Linked DNA regions of Homo sapiens: region 2 is linked to region 1. Evidence: chromatin loops called from intact Hi-C (ENCODE). Cell type or tissue: IMR-90. All regions are shown on one strand. Each heading gives the region's core, and the rest is flanking DNA. Links, peaks and the distances in the headings are about the cores only.

The links. A loop is a pair of places that touch in the nucleus more often than their neighbours do. Peaks named below come from ENCODE experiments on the same cell type or tissue, not always from the same donor. Only the 100,000 strongest peaks of a DNase experiment are listed, where the experiment ranks them.
Region 2: a loop joins it to region 1, with 4 times the contacts of the local background. A loop is called at or near these places in 2 of 110 quality-filtered maps.

The regions. Positions count from the first base shown.
Region 1 is chr3:155,698,808-155,704,194 of GRCh38, forward strand. It overlaps PLCH1 (phospholipase C eta 1), which reads right to left. Exons shown (of 23, transcript NM_014996.4): 2 at 5,339-5,387. Among named protein-coding and RNA genes, the nearest start is that of PLCH1, 44 kb to the right of the region's middle. In IMR-90, for the core only: a CTCF peak has its summit at 3,300 (motif pointing left); no DNase peak of the experiment used is centred there.
Region 2 is chr3:154,093,402-154,098,788 of GRCh38, forward strand. All of the region lies in intron 2 of ARHGEF26-AS1 (ARHGEF26 antisense RNA 1), which reads right to left. Among named protein-coding and RNA genes, the nearest start is that of ARHGEF26-AS1, 25 kb to the right of the region's middle. In IMR-90, for the core only: a CTCF peak has its summit at 2,610 (motif pointing right); no DNase peak of the experiment used is centred there.

The sequences.
Region 1 (5,387 bases), core at 216-5,215:
TGAAAGGATACCTGCCCTGATGCTTTCTGCTTTGGTGGCCATCAATGGGAGGTAGAGAGCCTTTTGGGTGGGGCCAATAAAAGAAATCTACCTGGCAACGCTGCTTCCAGAATTAGTTCTATTATAATTTATAAAACTTAAATGAATGAAATATATTTTCTCCCTTAAGGCCTATCTTCTTTTTTTTTTTTTTTAACTCTTCCTCTCAATTTGTCTTTGAAATTTTTCCCTGGTCCTCTCTAATAATTTAATGATAATATTTTTAATCTTTTATCTTTTTTTTTTTTGAGACAGTTTTGCTCTTGTTGCCCAGGCTGGAGTGCAGTGGCGCCATCTCGGCTCACTGCAACCTCCACCTCCCAGGTTCAAACGACTCTCTTGCCTCAGCCTCCCAAGTAGCTGGGATTACAGGCATCCACTCCCACACCCAGCTAATTTTTTGTATTTTTAATAGAGACAGGGTTTCGCCATGTTGGCCAGGCTGGTCTCAAACTCCTGACCTCAGGTGATCCACCTGCCTCGGCCTCCCAAAGTGCTGGGATTACAGGCGTGAACCACTGCGCCCAGCCTGATACTTTTAATCTTAATGATGTTCATGAAATCTTGATTGTCATTGCAATAATAGGAATTCTATGTGCACAGGTATTTTCTGGACCTAGAAAAGGAGACTTATAAAGTTATGGCTGGAAAAGCTAGGCTTTGATTCAGTAAAGAAATGCTACTCTAACATAAAATCTAGTGATGCCCCACAAACCTAAAGCAGGCAGGCTGCCAAAGTCTAATAAACTGGCTGAAATCAATTGGAACCCTAATTCACTTTTGCATAATTTCATTCTCCTTGCATATTTTCCAGTCAGGATCTGGAATTCTTCTCTTTTCTTCCAGTGCAGATGGAACTCCAGTGAGGGAGAGCTTTTCACTCTTCATTTTTGAATATAATCACATTTGTCCTGAAAGCTTGTGTGTCAGTCCTAGATATTGGTCTCTCCATGGTCAGGAGAAACCTGTGACCATTCACACACACACACACACACACACACACCACTACCTCTCTCCCCTAAAGGGAAATGCAGCATTTTGCCAGTGCAACACTAACTACAAAGTTTACAGTCCAAAAAGAAATCTTATCTTCTCTTCAATGCCATCTTGCCAGCCTTTCATTCTCATACCCCCGGCCTGAAGAACACTTCCATCTATCATACACCTATCTTGATGTTTGACTACACAGAGACCTCACACCTTGCTGCTATAAGGGAACTTTACAATCTGGCAAAATCCTCACCTGAAAGACAGGGAAACTGAGGGCCCCAGAAGTGACATGAGGCTACACAAGTTAGTTGTTAAACTTGGATTAGAACTAGTCTTCAGGATCCCGTTTCAGCCTACTTTCCATTACAAACTAGCAGTCAAGTTTCTACCCTCACATCACCAACTAGGTCTGTGGCCAGGAAGGGGAGGCTGGATAAAAAGTAATCCTTTAATTAATTAACTAAGTCAATTAGTTTTATTAAAATGTAGTTCTGAGGCAAAGTAAAAGTATTAACATATATATAAGGCAACTTCTTGAAAAGGCATACTGCATAAATATTTAATAAGAGAATTACCCTTAATTTTATCCCTAGATAGTAAAAGATACTCCTAATTCAGTCCAAAATGTTTCTAGTTTAGATTTGTAATGGTTATTCCGAAATATTCATTTAACAACATGATGGCAACAAAAACAAATTTTCCCATAAGAAGTTGAGATGATAACCTAATAACTTACAGGAAAGCAATTAATACTTTTTCCAATAGTACAATTATAACTAGCAGTATGTGAAGACAAACATTAAGTCACTTAGTAAGGAGCTCAAATGTTTGGAAAGGCTTATGTGCATAAGAAATTGCATGTGCATATTAATTGCAAATACACTCATTATTGGTTAAGAATCAAGACTGCATCCCAGGTCAGAAAAAAAAATACTGCAATTCACTGAAAGCAGGAGAAACAGCTGAAGGTATAGGCAATTTTCAAATCAGGATAAATCATGAAGGTATAAGCCATTAAGACAGGGTTCATACCGCACCAAACATTCTTTGCTCAAGATTTTTTTCTATTGCAAACATATCAGAAGAATAAAAGTCAAGTAGGGGAAGATCCCAGAGATTAGCTTCTCTGATAGGTGCAAATTCCTTTGGGTTTTTCCTAAAAATCCAGGCAAAAGACAGACAAGAGGGAAATACAAAAATTCATCATTCCTAACAAGGTTTCTCTCATCGCTGGACATAGTAGTCAATTCAACCAGTTCATTTCCGTTAAGCACTATTTCCCAACCTTTCCAGATATTTCATTCCTGCCTCTGAAATGTGAAGATGAAATAGTAGGTAGATAAAAGGCCGGACATAAGCAGACTCTTAACAGTAGGTTTAACAGTCTCTTTCTCTTTGGGTTCTGGGATTGTGGGTAATATTCTAAATTGTTTCCAATGAGAATATACCACCTCTATAATCAGAAAATGAGGCTATGAATATGGTTTATGAACTGTGAAACTACACAAATGTTACATTTTTATTTTTGCTGCTATTGACCATTTTAGAGTTCTCATTTTAACATAGCTCTTTTATCCTGGCAACACTGCTGAAGTTTGTCTGTAGAAAGAGACCCTGGCTGGCATAATTTATACATCCAAGTCTGCTTATTCCAAAAGTCTATTATTCTGCACGGGAAATGGTTCTTTTCCATTTATGGAAGAAGTTTTGTTTCTTTTTGTTTTGGTTGATTTTGTTATGTAAGGAGAGTTATCAACAAAAACAAGGAGAAGCCAAAGTGAATAAGCAAAAGTGTGGTCAGTAAATGTTCAAGAAGCCCAAGAGAAATCTGACATTTCCTACTCAACATGTCCTGTCCCTTTCTTTTCTCAGAAATGTTCTGAAATCCTCTACAAAGACATTACCACTAGAGCTCCCTTGGTTTAAAATATCCCAAGACTTCTCACAATTCTTCCTTAAGTCAAGTAAGTTCCTATGTTAACAGATTCATTTTCAGCAGAGGTAGAAGAAGAGCAAAAGGCATCTTTCTTTCCTGAATTACAATATATCCTGAGGCAAGGAAATCCAAAATGATATTTTACACTATCAGAAATATATAAAGCTATTGCTGTATTATAAATGAATAGAATCATTGTTCTAATCGGAGTTGATTCTTTTAATCTTGGGAGGATTTAATATCTCTAAATCCTTTCGAAAGAGTAATTCTTGAATGTAAGAAGTAACCAATTCATATTTTAAGTGTTATACTGCCCCCTTGTGTATCTTGTGTTTAGTGAAAAGGGAGCTCAGACAATACAGTAATTGTAATTCTCAGAAATACTTCAGTGGAATCTGAGTTTAGAACTAGAAACAGCCTCAAAAATCATTGAGACCAGCATGCTCATTTCACAGAAAAGAGAACTGAGTTCCTGAAAGATTACGTAACTTGTCCAAGACCGTACACTGCTAGTCAACAACAGAGCAAATACTGTTATATAGAACTTAAGCCTCAGAATGTTAATTTTTTTTTTAATTAAAACGGAGATGGCAGCCTGAAAGAAGAAAAAACAGTGAGGTGTTGGAATTAGGCAGATCAGGATTTGAATTTTAGGTCACCATTTTACAATCTCCACAAGCTTTAGTTACCCCATTCATAAAATGGGTTGAATAATAGCTATAGCAAAGTCCTTGAAAGGATTCCGTATGACAATGTTAATGGTCATCAAGCCCTTAGCATAAGTATCTGCAATATAGTAATAAACTAATTGGTAATACGACTATAAAAATACATAGAAAAAATTTTAAATGATTATAGCCTTTGAGATCTCTGAATAAAGGCATTCTAAAATAATGAAAATAATAATGAGTTTAAGGCACTTAAATCTAAATTCTTTAAAAACTGGCACAAAATAAAGCTTGAAAAAATAAACCTAGTTCTTCTAACTCCCGTGATTTTTCTATTATCATATTTACTATTTTTTAATACGAATAAATTTGCAACAGAACAATACATAAATCAAACACTGCATGAGAGATAAAGCAATGAACAGGACCCTTGGCTGAGGCTAGAGAAAAGCAACGCAGAACCTCAGTGCCACAGGGTCAAGTCGCCATTCCCACGCCTCCTCTGCTAAGGGCACTTCACCACTGGAATGTCAAGAGAACCAACCTGGAAAGGTGGAGGCAGAAATTTTCATGCTGACATTGCTAATACCTAATTAGTTACATCAACTTGGGCAGTTATTTCATCTCTGTTTCTCTTTCTTCATCTGTAAAATGAAATCACTCTCTACTTTACAAGGGCTTTTAGTGAGGTTGTATAATGAACGTTGAAAAAACACTATAAACACCAAAGTGCTTAATAAAGTAAGGTTAAATTTGTTATCTTAAACTTAGTTTAAAGCAATAATAAACATTAAGTCTGTCATCAAATTGGGGAAGACTTCAGAACAATCTTAGAAAGGTGAAAGCAGCTTAGATTATAGGATTCTGTTAAAGAGCACTCCACTCCCCCTGAAATCTCTCTGTTCCCTCTACAATTCCACAGGCCTCTGATAGAGATTACTCCAAAAATTCTGGCACCACATAAGTCTTTGGCTTTTAAATCAGTTTCACCCTGGGGTATCTTGACAGCAGGATTGACAGAGCTTATCCCTGACTGTATACCACAAAACAAACAGATACCAGCAGGGTAAAGGCAATTTGTCTTAGTTTGCCATGAAAATGACTAATATTGATTACTCTCTGATTCACAGCTGCAGTCCTCCACCCTGATAGTAACGGTTTAGTGCTGCAAACTCTTCTGTTCTGTTGTTATATGGGACATAATATATAGATAAGTCTGAAAGCCCTAAAGGACAGCAATAAAAGTGGGTGGACTTCTCTTCAATAAGTGTCTAAAGCAGGTGGCCACAAGCACCCTCTAACATCTCAATTTGGAAGGCCATGCTATGCTGGTAATAAGCATTGACTGGTGATCCACAAATATTAACTGAACAATTATATGGCCCTCACCCAAAATAATTACAAACATCAGAAAGGGATATTACTGGAGTTGACAGTGTGGTAGAAGAGGAAAGGCACTGGTACCAACTACCCTACGAAATAGAAAGAGATAACACTATTATAGTCGTTGAGGTGGGGCCCATTCCTTACAAGTGGAGATAGTAAGTGCAATGGGACTTCTTGGGTAATTATTCATAAACAAGTTAACTCAAGCTCTTGGTTCCATCCAACAATTATACCATATTTGCATCTAGAGTGCTAGAATAAAAGTCCTGTCAGAAACAAAATAAAAGATCCAACTACATAAATACAAGAGACAGCTTACCATGAAACACACTGTTGTCCACCAGAAAATGCCTGCGGTACTGCACACA
Region 2 (5,387 bases), core at 202-5,201, 1.6 Mb before region 1:
GTTTGTGTTACCTGTGACAGGAAAGGTGGGAGAAGATACAATTTTGGTGCAGATAGGTGAGTAGGGGGGAATTTGGCTTTGAATATGAGAAACAACCAAGTGGAGTGATTTAGGCAGCATGCAATATAAAATCTTAAGCTTAGGAACAAGGTCTAGATTGGAAGTGGTACAGCATTGGAAGTTGTTACATAAATGTTATATGAAACCATAAGAATGGGTAGGAGAGTTTAACATAAAGAGAAAAAAAGGGCTTAGGACAGAGCCCTTGAGAATCTGCAAATCAGAAAAAGGTAATTTTTCTTAAAAGTGGCCAAGCCACAGGAGAGCCTAGCATCCAGTTCTTAGTTTCTAAATGCCATTTGTTCATCAGTTAATTAATTAGATGTGATTAGTTAATAAGTAGGGTGTGCCCTTAATCCAATCTGACATACTCTTATAAGAAGAGAAAGGCCCAGGCGTGGTGGCTCACACCTGTTATCCTAGCACTTTGAAAGGTCAAGGCAGGCCGATCACTTGAGGTCAGGAGTTCGAGACCAGCCTGGCCAACATGGCGAAACCCTGTCTCTATTAAAAATACAAAAATCAGCTGGGCATGGTAGCACCCACCTGTAATCCCAGCTACTCAGGAGGCTGAGGCAGGAGAATCACTCTAACCCTAGCAGGCGGAGGTTGCAGTGAGCCGAGATCATGCCACTGCACTCCAAACTGGGCGACAGAGCAAGACTCTGTCTCAAAAAAGAGAAAGAGAATATCCACTCATAGGAGAAATCCTGCATAGGCTCTCAGAGCTGGAACGAGACAGTGAACAGGCATACGAGCCACCAGACACAGAGTGCGATGCCTGGCAGGGAAAATGTTCATTGGCAACATTTAGACAAGTTGATTAAGTGAATATATGAAGGACTATAAGAGCCAAGTTTCTCACTCGCAGAAAGGGGAATTAAAACAAAGGAAAAAAGACAACTAGAATTAATTCTGTGATGAACAGGAACTGGAGATATTGACAATAAACTTATGCATTTCAATAAATATAGATATAGAAATAAACATAGGTGTGTGTGTGTACATACGCATACATCTATTCCTTAGCTTAGTTTTCTGAGAGACAGCAGGAGTATCTAGTGCCGAGATCTTGTTTCTAAATATTATTCGCTACTAAAAGGAAGCAGAAACTTCCTGGAAAAAATGGCAGATTCCAGGGCTGGAGGAAGGAAAGTACAAAATGATCAATTTTTGTGCTGAAAAAGTAATAGAACGTGTCAAAATCACACAGACATCAACTTGCAGGGGTTCTCATTGGCCAAACTGGAGGAACTCTGAACATTAAAATAAATAATGATATTAAGAAATTATAGTTTATGGAATAAAATAGAAAATATGAACCCTAAGAGATATAAGTAAATGAATAAATTGAAAGTTTAATGAAGAGCAAGATATTTACATAGTCTTAAAGAACTCCCAACAAAATACTTCTAAAATTATACAGTGAAAAAGAGTAACTTTACAGTGAAGAAACCTGGCAGACACCACCTTGATCAAGTAATAAAAGTGAAAATATCAGTAATGGGGGAAGTTAAAATCATGTGCACCTGACAGGATGTATTGAGAACACAGCATCACTTCTGTGATATTCCTGCCAATGATGTGTCACCTAAATATAATCATGAGAAAACTTCAGACACATCCATACTGAAGATTGTTCTTCAAAATAACTGGCTGGTATCTTAGGAAGTATCAAGGTCATGAAACTGGGGAAAAAAACTGAAAAATTTTTCTAGAGTGGAAGAACCCTGAGAGAAGTAACAATTAAATGCAACACATGATCCTGAAATTGATCCTTTGGTAAAAAAGAACATTATTGGGACAACTGAAATAAAGTCTGAGGTGTAGGTGAGAGTAACATATTAATGTTGGAAAACACATATTAAAATATCCAGGGAACACAGGGCATTATATTGGTAACTTTCTCTTAAATGGTCCAGAAAAAAAAGTTCTTTGCACTTGCAACTTAAAGTCTGTTGATTGTTTTAACTTTTTAAAAAACTTTTTGCATTTGAGGAACACTTCAAAACACAGTATAGTGCAAAATGCCAGGCTCTAGAAGATACAATACCTATATACAAGGCATTTACAACGGAGCAAAGGATTGAGACATGAACACTTGTATACCTGGTAAATCAAATTGAGCCAAGGATCAAATTTGACTGAAAAATTTTAACAGAGTTCTTGCCATACCACATTTCACAACATGTATTAAGGAAGGTTAATATTCCTTAAAAAAATTGCCCTGACTTGATCCAACTGATTTGCAATACTGAATATATGTATTCTTTATACTTCAATCCAATCCTCTGGTAACTGACTAGGGTGAAACTGAAGGCATGGCCCAACAAAGTGAATTTATAAGTGAAGAAAATGGAGCTCCAGAGAACAAAAATAAAGAACTCTTTGTTTTACACTCACTATACCTAGTGCCAAAGTAGCATTTATTTTCCAAAGTAGCAATCATCTCCCACAAAAAACTAATTTATAAAATAGAAGAGGAACCTGGAGTAAATTTGTTACAATGCTTTTCAAGACTCCTCATAAAACAACAGAAGAAAATGATCACTAGAGGGCACAGCTGTGTTGCTCTGAGACATGTATACATAAGGAAATTTCTTCAATTTTATATCTAAATGAATTTATACCATCATTTCACTTTTGAAATACAGTAGATAAGTGAGTTCATTTCCAACAAGGTGGGTGCAAGGCCTTGCCTGATACAGGTGATTTAGTGGCAGGGAAAAAAACGCTGTCAGAAAATTAAGACATTCTCTCATCTCCGGATTGCAATGTCATTTATATTTTTTTCTGGTTCTCAGGTCGTATCTATCATTTTGTAGCATTTAAAATAGGACAATGTGTCTCCCCATGTTTAAGTTGAATTTCATTATGAAGAAGCCTTTTTGCATTGTATATTATGTTAGCCAGCACTGCAGACACCATTCCCTTGCTGGCTGCTTTCCATTTATTTAAACCTTTGGCTTTTTACTGAGACTTAAATTTGAAATTTTCTTCTTTTAAATAACATCATCAGTAACTCAGAGTGATCACTTCTATGCCACTCTTACTGTTGGATAGTGAAGTTGTGAAATCTTAGTGCCTAATATTCTGTAGAATTTTTTCTTTTCAGTTAGGTCTCCTCTTCAATCAAGCAATGATGAACAAGATTTTTCTAGGATATTTAGCAGCCTGTGGTATGTGATGTGTGGAAAGTGGGCTGAAAGCCGTTCCGCTGTCAATGCTACATACCCCATGTCCACCCACCTGACACCTCTCTACTCACACTTGCCTACTCTCCCACATACAACTTTCCCTGGTCTTTCTCAAAAATAACTCACCCAAAAACACTGGTTAAGCATCTGAGCAATGCAAGGTGGAATAGAAAATGGTAAAAATTTATGCACACATAAGAGCCTTATAATCTAGTTAGAAAGGCAAAGCATAAAACTACAAAAATGTTGCTAACACATGGCTGTTTAATGAACAACTAAAATTATGTGTTTAGGGGATGCAGTGGCTCATCCCTGTAATCCCAGCACTTTGGGAGGCCGAGGTGGGAGAATGGTAAACCCAGGAGTTGGAGACCAGCCTGGGCCACATGGCAAAAACATATCTCTACAAAAAAAAAATACAAAAATTAGCCGGGTGTACTGGTGTGAACCCGTGATCCCAGCTATCCGGAAGGCTGAGACCAGCGGATTCATTGAGCCAGGGAGGACGAGCCTGCTGTGAGCCGTGATAGTGCCACTGCAATACAGCCTGGGAGACAGAGTGAAACCCTGTCTTTAAAAAAAGTTTTAACAGTCTATATTCTAAATTTCCAGAACAGTATCAATATTCTGACTCACTGTCACTTCATGTGTTAAAAAAAAAATTTAGCATAGTATTTAACTTCAGTATCTTTGGGGGCTCTGAATAACTGGATTAGAATACAAGTTTTGTCAACTGTTACGTAAATTCAGATTTCTCATCTGTAAAATGGGAAAAGTAGTGCCTATCACTTAGAGTTAATAAGAAGATTTTATTTTCTAGGATAACATACAGCAAGTAGTTAGCGATAATGGACAACTACATCATTGTCATATGTCAAAGTATATGTTCAAAAACTTTTATTGGAAAATTGTATTATTGTGGCTACATTTCAGGTACCATGCAAAACTCTAGATAAAGATGAATCACACAGCCATTGCCTTCAATGAGCTTACCATCTAATATTAATACTAACATTAGTATTATAAATATGGAATAGTATATATATGTCACAAATGTATATAAACATAAAAATACATATCCAGGAGGCTATTCCCAGATTTGTTTTTTACCACTGGGTGCATGAGCAACAAATTAAGACCATTGACAGGTATATTAACAACTGGTTATTGCACTGTGTTAAAAGATTCTGCTGTCATGGTGTCAATTAAGTGTTATGGGAGCCCAGAGATGCATGATACATCTGGACACTCTAAAGTGTAGCTCAGGATTCATCATTCAGGAAAATACAAGAACAAAATTTCAAGCAGATGTAACAAGCATGGGCTTTGGGTAAGACAAAGCTGTGCTTAAATACTGACTCTAACACTTTCTATCTGTGTGACAGTGTGTGTGTGTGTGTGTGTGTGTAAACACTACTACCCACCCCAGGGCTGCCTGAGGATCTTTTTTTAAAAAAAATTAAGATAATATTCATTAGTTCAGTGCAATTCTCTTGCTGTAGGTCTCTTTTCCCCTTCTTGTCTAAGGAGGATGCTCCTAACTAGATGTCTCTGTATACACCAGGCCGGCAAAGCACAGAAGGGTAACTGGAGTTCTAAATTCTTTCGTTATCACTGCTCCAAAGTTGTTTGTGGTTAATGCCTGGATTTCAGCCCCTCATAACCATTCACTTTACATGGGTTTCTGAAACCTGCTGCTTACCTACATGGACTTCTGATCTTCTGTCTAGCTCTGAACTATTACTATCTATTGTAAACATTTCTTGGTTTTTGTACTCCCATGTCTCCCTAATCCTGCTTCTCCCTGCTACTGGTAGCAGCACTCTCATTTCCTTCGGCAACCCATCTATTTTTCATTCAGTCTGTGTGGCTCTGGGACTCCAGCCAATCATAAAAATGTGTCTTCCCGGCTAGAGAAATTGGGTCCAGGATGGAGTACAATGCAAGTCAAAGAGAACCAGGCCCAAGACTTTTATTGGAACTTAGCAGGGCACACTTTCTCTTTCTTCTAGTTTTGGAGCTGAAGTTGCCAGAGGCCACCATTAAGAAAGCACCTGACTGAGAGTGAAGCCAGTGGAGTAAAGTATAACCAAAAGACAGTAATTTAAAAATAGCTTCCTGAGGACTTTT